Regions from separate parts of the Homo sapiens genome. Here region 1 is linked to region 2. A link is an interaction called in ENCODE POLR2A ChIA-PET data of the cell type or tissue named here. Cell type or tissue: MCF 10A. All regions are shown on one strand. Each heading gives the region's core, and the rest is flanking DNA. Links, peaks and the distances in the headings are about the cores only.

Region 1 (4,405 bases), core at 315-4,314, 300 kb before region 2:
TCTGTCACACCTGTCTTACAATGTTGACAAGATCTGACATATTGTAAATGCCTGGAGGCTGATAACAACAAAGACGGTGGTTTGGACTAGCACAAAGATTTGAGAGATCCCTGGGTAGGCTTATTCATAAGGGTCTTCTGTACAATGCCAGACTGGGAGAAGTGGCTGTTATTTTCTAATGCGTAGATGCTGATACAAGTAAAATTGTCAAGGAAAATTAAGAAGCAGGGAAACATGGTCGAAACAAAGGAACAAGATAAATCCCCAGAAACTGACCCCAATGAAATGGAGATATACAAATTGTCTGACAACTAATTCAAAATAATCATTAAAAAGATGCTCAACAAGTTGAGAACAATACATGAACCAAATAAGAATTTCAACAAAAAGGAAGTTTTAAAAAGAACAAAATAGGAATTTTTGGAGCTGAAGAATACTATCACTGAACTGAGGCCAGGCACAGTGGCTCATGCCTATAATCCCAATGCTTTAGGAGGCTGAGGTGGGAGGATCACTTGAGCCAAGGAGTTTGATGTTACAGTGAGCTATGATTATGCTACTGCACTCCAGCCTGGATGACAGAGCAAGACTGCTCTAAAAAAAATAAAAAAGAATAAAAGAAAAATTCAGTAGAGCAATATAACAGCACACTAGCTCAAGAAGAATAAAGAATTAGTGAGCTTGAGGACAGGTCATTTTTAAAGACTCCAAAAGCAATTGCAAGAAAAACAAAAATTGACAAATGGGACCTAATTAAACTGAAGAGCTTCTGCACAGCAAAATAAACTATCAACACAGTAAACAGACAACCTACAGAATGGGAGAAAATATTTGCAAACTATGCATCCAACAAAGATCTAATATCCAGAATCTATAAGAAATTTAAATCAGCAAGCAAAAAAACGATCCTATTAAAAAATGGGCAGAGGACATGAATATAAAGAAGACTAAAGAAGTATGTCTTCTTCTCATTAGAGAAATGCAAATCAAAACCACAATGAGATAGCATTGCATACCAGTCAAGGTGGCTATTATTAAAAAGTCAAAAAATAATGTGTTTGTGAGATTGTAGAGAAAAGGGAAAGCTTATACACTGCTGGTACACAGGAGGAATGGGAATGTAAATTAGTTTGGCCAATGTGGAAAGAAGTTTGCAGATTTCTCAAAGAACCTAGAACTATCATTTGACCCAACAATCCTATTACTGGATATATTTCCAAAGGAATCATTCTATAAAGACACATGAACACATATGTTTGTTGCAGCTATTTTCACAATAGCAGAGACGTGGAATCAACCTAAATGCCCATCAGTGGTAGACTGGATAAAGAAAGTGTAGTACACGTACACCATGGAATACTACACAGAAATAAAAAAGAATGAAATCATATCTTTTGCATCAGCATGGATGCAGCTAGAGACCGTTATCCTAAGCAAATTAATGCAGGAACAGAAAACCAAATACCATATGTTCTCATAAGTGGGAACTAAACATTGAGTACACATGGACACAAAGAAGGGAACAGTAGACACTGGGGCTTACTTGAGGTTGGAGGGTGGGAAGAGGGTGAAGATTGAAAAGCTACCCATTGGATACTATGCTCACTATCTGGGTGACAAAATCCATTTGTACACCAAGCCCCAGTGACACACAGTTTTCCCATGTAACAAATGTGCATCTGTACCCCCTATATCTAAAATAAAAATTGGAAGAAAAATAAAGGTCATTTAGCATTATGCCATTAGTGAAGAAAAAAGAATGAAAAGATTGAAGAAATCCTAAGAGACTTGTGAGCCACTATCAAGCAGACCAACATTTGCATTATGGGAGTCCCAGAGAAGAAGAGAGAAAGGACTAGAAAGTGTATTTGAAGAAATAGTGGCTAAAATCATCCCAAATCTGGGGAATGAAATGGACATTTAGATCCAGGAAGCCCAAGGGACCCAAGTAGAAGGAAGCCAAGAAATCCACACTGAGAAACAGTATAAATGAGTTGTCAAAAGTCATATACAAAGACAGTTTTGAAAGCAGCAAGTAAAAAGTGACTTGACATGTACAGGGGAGCCCCCATAAAACTATGAGTGGATTTCTCAGCAGAAACCTTACAGATCAGAGAGAATGGGATGATATATTCAAAGTGCTGAAAGAAAAATTATCAACCAACAACAGTACACCCAGGAAAACTGTCTTTCAAAAATGGAGAGACAAGGAGTTTCCCAGACAAACAAAAGCAGAGGGAATTTACCATGACTAGACCTGCCTAACAAGTAATGCTGAAAGGAATTATTTAAGTTGAAACTCAAGGATGCTAAACAGTAACATGAAAGTATAAGACTCATTGGTAAAGATAAATATATAGATAAATACAGAATACAGTAATATTGTAATAGTAGTTTACTATTAAGCTCTTCAGTTTAATTAGGTCCCATTTGTCAATTTTTGTTTTTGTTGCAATTGCTTTTGGAGTCTTTAAAAATGACCTGTCCTCAAGCTCACTAATTATTTATAGTATACTATTACAATAGTAATGTAATAGTAATTGTAATACTGTACAGAATACAGTAATACTGTTATAGTAGTATACCAGAATTAAATCACTTTTAGTTCTGGTATACGAGTTAAAAGATAAAAACGTTAAAAACTAACTGAAGATGTTAATAATACAACATAAAATATATAAATTGTGACATGAATAAAGTGCAGGAGGGGGAGAAGTATAAGTGTAGTTTTTGTATGCAATTGAAATTAAGTTATCAGCTTAGACTGTTAACAACTATAGAAGATTTTACGTAAGCCCGATGGTCAACACAAACAAAATTCCTATGGAAGAATCACAAAAGAAGAAAAAGAAAAGCATTATCGATATATACAAAAAGCAGTGGAACACAAAGGCAGCACTAAAGGAAAAAGGGACAAAAGAATTACAAGACAGAAACAATTAGTGAAATGACAATAGTTAAGTCCTTACCTATCAATAATTACTTTAAATAAGTTAAACTTCCCAATCAAAACACAGAGTGACTGAATGGATAAAAGAACAAGACCTAATGATGTGATGTCTACAAGTGACCCTCTTTAGATTTTTTTTTTTTTTTTTTTTGAGACGGAGTTTTGCTCTGTCGCCCAGGCTGGAGTGCAGTGGCGCGATCTCAACTCACTGCAAGCTCCGCCTCCCGGGTTCATGCCATTCTCCTGCCTCAGCCTCCCGTGTAGCTGGGACTACAGGCGCGCGCCACCGTGCCCGGCTAATTTTTGTATTTTTAGTAGAGACGGGGTTTCACCGTGTTAGCCAGGATGGTCTCGATCTCCTGACCTCGTGATCCGCCCGTCTCGGACTCCCAAAGTGCTGGGATTACAGGCGTGAGCCACCGCGCCCGGCCGATCCTCTTTAGATTTAAGGATACATACACTAAAAATGGAGAGATGGAAAAAGATATTCCATACAAATGGTAACCAAAAGAGAGGAGGGTGGCTATATTTATGTCAGACAAGATAGACTTTAAATCAAAAACAGTCATGAGAGACAAAGAAGAACAAAAATAATAATAAAAGGGTCAATTCACCAGGAAGATATACAGTTATAAATATGTATGCACCCAACATCAGCATCTAAATATATAAAACAGACATTGACAGAACTGAAGGGAAAAATAGTAATACAATAATTGTGGGATAATTCAGTATAACCCACTTTTAACAATGGATAGAACATTCAGACAGAAAACAGGTAAGCAAACAGCAGACTTGAACAGCGCTATAGACAACATGGACCTAACATGTATACAAAACATTCTACCTGACAGTGGCAGAATATATATTTCTCTCATGCACAGATAGGACATTCTCCATAATAGATCACATTATGTCACAAAACAAGTCTTAACAAATGGAAGACTGAAAACATACCAAGTATCTTTTCTGACCATAATGGAACAAAACTAGAAATCAGTAGCAGAAGGAATACTGGAAAATTCACAAATATGTGGAAATTTAACATACTCTTGAATAACCAGTGAGTCAAAGAAGAAATCAAAAGGGAAATTAGAAAATATCTTCGGATGAAAGCACAATATATTAAAACGTGGGATATAGCAAAAGCAGTACTGAGGGAATTTTATAACAATAACTAAATTTAAAAAGAAAAATTTCAAATAAGCTAATGTTACACCTCAAGGAACTAGAAAAAAAGAATGAACAGCCAAAAATTATCAGATAGAAGGAAATAAAATTTAGAGCAGAAATAAATGGAACAGAAAATTGAAAAAAATAGAAAGAAATCAGTGAAACTGAGAGTTGGTTTTTTGAAAAGACAAGTTTGACAAACTTTTAGTTAGATTAAGAAAAGAAGACTCAATAAAATTCAAAGTGCAAGATGAGACATTATACCTGATGCCACAGAAACAA
Region 2 (4,405 bases), core at 284-4,283:
CTGGGCTCAACAGATTCTCCTGCTTCAACCTCCCAAGTAGCTGGAACTACAGGCATGTGCCACTACACCTGACTACCTTACTGGGTAGTCTCCTGGCTGCTGTGTTGAGAATAGACTGTAGGTGTTTAAGGGCAAAAGCAGGAGGTTAACGGCTGTTATTGCATAAAATCAGGTTAGAGATGATGGTCACTCTGACTAAAGTGATAGTGATAGTAATGGAAGTGGTGAGAAGTGGTTAAGTTTTAGAAATATTTTGTAGGGTTAGCCAACAGGATTTGCTAATAGATCAGATGTGGACCTTGAGGAAAAGAGAAGAATCAAGCATGACTTCAAGGTTTTTGGCCTAAATAACTGGAGTGTTGGAGTTATTGTCAGAGAGGTTTGAGCTGCCATCAGCGAGATGGGAAAAGCTGCAGGAGGAGTAGGTTTTAGGGGCAAGATCAGAAATTCAGTTTTGAACATGTCAAGTTTGAAATGTCTGTTAGAAATGAGTAAGAGGTTGCATATACAAATTTGTATTACTAAGAAGCCTGAGCTGGAGATAACAATTTTATAGTCATCAGTTTATAGATATTGAAAGTCATGAGACTGGGTAAAATTACCAAGTAGTGAGTGTACGTAGAGAATAGAAGAGGACCAAGGACAGTGAGTACCATGGGACATGAGATCAGTATAAGGTCGGGGAGAAGAGTAGAAATCAGCAAAGGAGAATGAGTGGAAGCAAACAGTGCAGTAGGAGAAAAACCGAGAGAGTGGTGGTGCCCTAGAAGCCAAATTAATAAGCTGTAAAATAGAAGGGGATAAAATTATTTGTTTGGCTTATTTTTCCTTGAATACCTACTGGGTGCAAAGCGTTGTGAAAAATATACAAAGGGATGAGAATTAGTATGTTGAAATCATTTGTTTGCATCGTGTAATTGATGAGTAAATAATGAGTAAAGAACTCCTTGTGTTTCTGGGACAAAATGAATGGTTCCTTTATTTTGAACCATCTGTCGTCCTTAGGTGAAACTATCAACTCAGGCATAATCCTAGTGAGCCAGACATCAAGTACAGACACATGTTGTAAAGTGTGCCATTTAGATATCTTTCTAACACAGTGTGTGTGTGAGAGATTTCTCCTACTTATAGATTCAGCTTCCACAGAACATTGTCTTTCCTGAGCTAGTTCTTTCTCAATTTGCAAAGATATTCTTATGGAAAATTTCAGACTTAAATACTCCATGGACAATTAAGTGCACTAAAACAACAAAAACTGTTAAGGTACAGACATACCTCCCAGATACTGCAGGTTTGGTTCCAGACTACTGCAGTAAAGCCAATATCCCAATAAAGTGAGTCACGTGAATTTTATTTCCTAGTGCACATAAAAGTTGTTTACACATATAGTAGTTTATTGTGTGTGATAGCCTTATGTCTAAAAAAAGATATATGCCTTAATTTAAAAATACTTTATTGCTAAAAAATACTAACCAGTCATCTGAGCCTTCAGCTAGTTGTCATCTTTTAGCTGGTGGAGGGTCTTGCCTTAGTGTTGATAGCTGCTGCTGACCAATCAGGGTGGTAGTTGCCGAAGATTGGGGTGGCTGTGACAGTTTCTTAAAATAAGACAATGAAGTTTGCCACATCAATTGACTTTCTTTCATGAAAGATTTCTCTTTAGCATGTGATGCTGTTTGATAGCATTTTACCTACAGTAACTTCTTTCAAAATTGGTGTCAGTCCTCCCAAATTCTGCTGCTGCTTTATCAACTAAGCTTAAGCTTATGTGGTATTCTAAATTCTTTGTTGTCATTTGAACAATATGTACATCATCTTCACCAGGAGCAGGTTGTCTCAAGAAACCACTTTTTTTACTAATGCATAAGAGGCAGCTTCTCATCTACTCAAGTTTTATCATGAGATTGCAGCAATTTAGTCACACCTTCAGGCTCCATCTTCATTTCTTTTTTTTTTCTTTCCTTTTTTTTTTTTTTCTTTTTCTTTGAGACAAGATCTCATTCTGTTGCCCAGGTTGGAGTGCAGTGGCGTAATCACAGCCCACTGCAGCCTCTACTTCCCAGGCTCAAGTGACCCCACCTCAGCCTCCTGAGTAGCTGGTACTACAGGTGCATGCCATCATGCGTGGCTGATTTTTTTTTTTTTTTTGTAGAGACGAGGCCTTGCTATGTTGCCCAGGTTGATCTTGAACTCCTGGGCCCAAGCAATCCTCCCACCTTAGCCTCCCAAAGTGCTGGGAGCCAGCCCAGGCTCTATTTCTAATTCTAGTTCTCTTGCTATTTCTACCACACATGCAGTTGCTTCCTTCACTGAAGTGTTGTACCCTTCAAAGTCATTCATAAAGGTTGGATTCAACCTCTTTCAAACTCCTGTTAGTGTTGATATTTTGACCTCCTCCCATGCTTCACAATTTTTTTTTTCTTTTAAGTGATAGTCTCAATACATTGCCTGGACTGGTCTTGAACTCCTAGGCTCAAGTGATCCTCCCACCTCAGCCTCCCAAAGTGTTGGGATTACAGGCGTGAGTCACCATGCCTGGCCCACAGATGGTTTTAATGGCATCTGGAATGATGAATCATTTCAAGACAGTTTTCAATTTTCTTTTCACAGATCTGTTAGGGAATCACTGTCTATGTCAGCTGTAGCTTTATGAAATGTGTTTCTTAAATAACAAGACTTGAAGGTTGAAACTTTTCCTTGATCCATGGGCCACAGAATGGATGTTGTATTAGCAGGCCTGAAAAAAATCACTAATCTCCTTGTGTACCTCCATCTGAGCTCTTGAGTGACAAGATGCATTGTCAGTGAGTAGTAGTATTTTGAAATGAATCTTTTTTTCTGAGCAGTGGGTCTCATCAGTGGACTTAAAATATTCATTAACCCATACTGTAAACAAACGTGCTGTCATTTAGGCTTTGTTGTTTATTTACTGAGCACAGGCAGAATAGATTTAACATAATTCTTAAGGGCCTTAGGGTTTTCAGAATGGTAAATGATCATTGGCTTCAACTTAAAGTCACCAGCTGCATTATCCTCTAACAGGAGTCAGCCTGTCCTTTGAAGCTTTGAAGCCAGGCATTGATTTCTCCTCTCTAGTTATGGAAGTCTTAGGTGGCATCTTCTTCTGATATAAGGCTGTTTTGTCTACATTAAAAATCTGATTTTTAGTGTAGCCACCTTCATTAATTATCTTAGCTAGATCTTCAGGATAACTTACTTTTTATGTTAGTGGAGGTGGCTTTTTTTCGTAAACTTCATGAACCAACTTCCACCAGCTTCAAACTTTTCTTCTGCAGCCATCTCATCTCTCAACCTTTTTAGAATTGAAAAGTTAGGGCCTTGCTGTGGATTAGGTTTTGGCTTAAGGGACTGTTGTGGCTGGTTTGATGGTTTATCTAGACCACTCAAACTTTCTCCATATCAGCAATAAGACTTTTTCACTTTTTTTTTTTAAATCATTTTTTTGTTCACTAAAGTAGCACTTTTAATTTTCTCCATGTGCCTTTTCTTTGCATTCACAACATGGCTAACTGTGTGGTGCAAGAGGCCTGGCTTTGGGCCGTTGTTAGCCTTCCTAAGTTTAATCATTTCTAGCTTTTGATTTAAAGTGAGAGATAGGTGACTCTTTTCACTTGAACACTTAGGGGCCATTGTAGGGTTATTAATTGGCCTAATTTCCGTATTGTTATGTCTCAGGGAATAGGGAGGCCCCAAGAGAGGGAGATAGAGAAGGTGGAACAGCCAGTGGAACAGTTGGAACACATACATCAGTTACGTTTGCCATCTTACATGGGCACAGTTTGTGGTGCCCCAAAACAATTACAGTAGTAACATGAAAGATTGCTGATCACAGGCCACCATAGCAAATATAATGAAAAAGTTTGAAATGTTGTGAGAATTACCAAAATGTGACACGGAGACATGAAGTGAGCATGTGCTGTTGAAAAAAATGGTGCTGTTGGACTTGCTTGATGCAGGGTTGTCATGAACCTTCAATTTGTATTTAAAAAAAAAGAAAACAACCCCACAATACCAGCCAAGCACAATAAAACAGAGTATGCCTGTACTTCTTTGCGTCATTATGCCAGAATTCCTTAAAGAAGCCACAGTCATAATTAGACCTTGAACTTGGCTGTTTCTCAGCTCAATCCACATTTAATACCATTCTTTATAACGTTCCTTTTTTTACTTCAGAATGAACTCCTTATATTTCCCTTAATGTTTATTTCCCTCTCAGTGCTTAATGCCATGATTTGCACATATTAAATGATGAATAAATATTTTACAAGCCAAAATTTGGAAATACATTTTGTAAAGTCATCATATGTTAAAAAGGTAGCACTTCGTATTCATTGGAACTGCTAACTTTTTGTTTCTTGGACAGTCTTACTCAGCAGCTTGGTTT

What was found. ChIA-PET counts read pairs that join two places held together with the same protein. Peaks named below come from ENCODE experiments on the same cell type or tissue, not always from the same donor. Only the 100,000 strongest peaks of a DNase experiment are listed, where the experiment ranks them.
Region 1: POLR2A ChIA-PET joins it to region 2 with 5 read pairs; 2 of 35 experiments call an interaction of 5 or more read pairs at or near these places.

Annotation. Positions count from the first base shown.
Region 1 is chr5:131,926,840-131,931,244 of GRCh38, reverse strand. The region is part of intron 5 of MEIKIN (meiotic kinetochore factor); the gene reads left to right. Among named protein-coding and RNA genes, the nearest start is that of MEIKIN, 17 kb to the left of the region's middle. In MCF 10A, for the core only: no CTCF peak of the experiment used is centred there; no DNase peak of the experiment used is centred there.
Region 2 is chr5:131,627,334-131,631,738 of GRCh38, reverse strand. The region is part of intron 1 of RAPGEF6 (Rap guanine nucleotide exchange factor 6); the gene reads left to right. Among named protein-coding and RNA genes, the nearest start is that of RAPGEF6, 5.7 kb to the left of the region's middle. In MCF 10A, for the core only: no CTCF peak of the experiment used is centred there; a DNase peak (open chromatin) is centred at 2,558.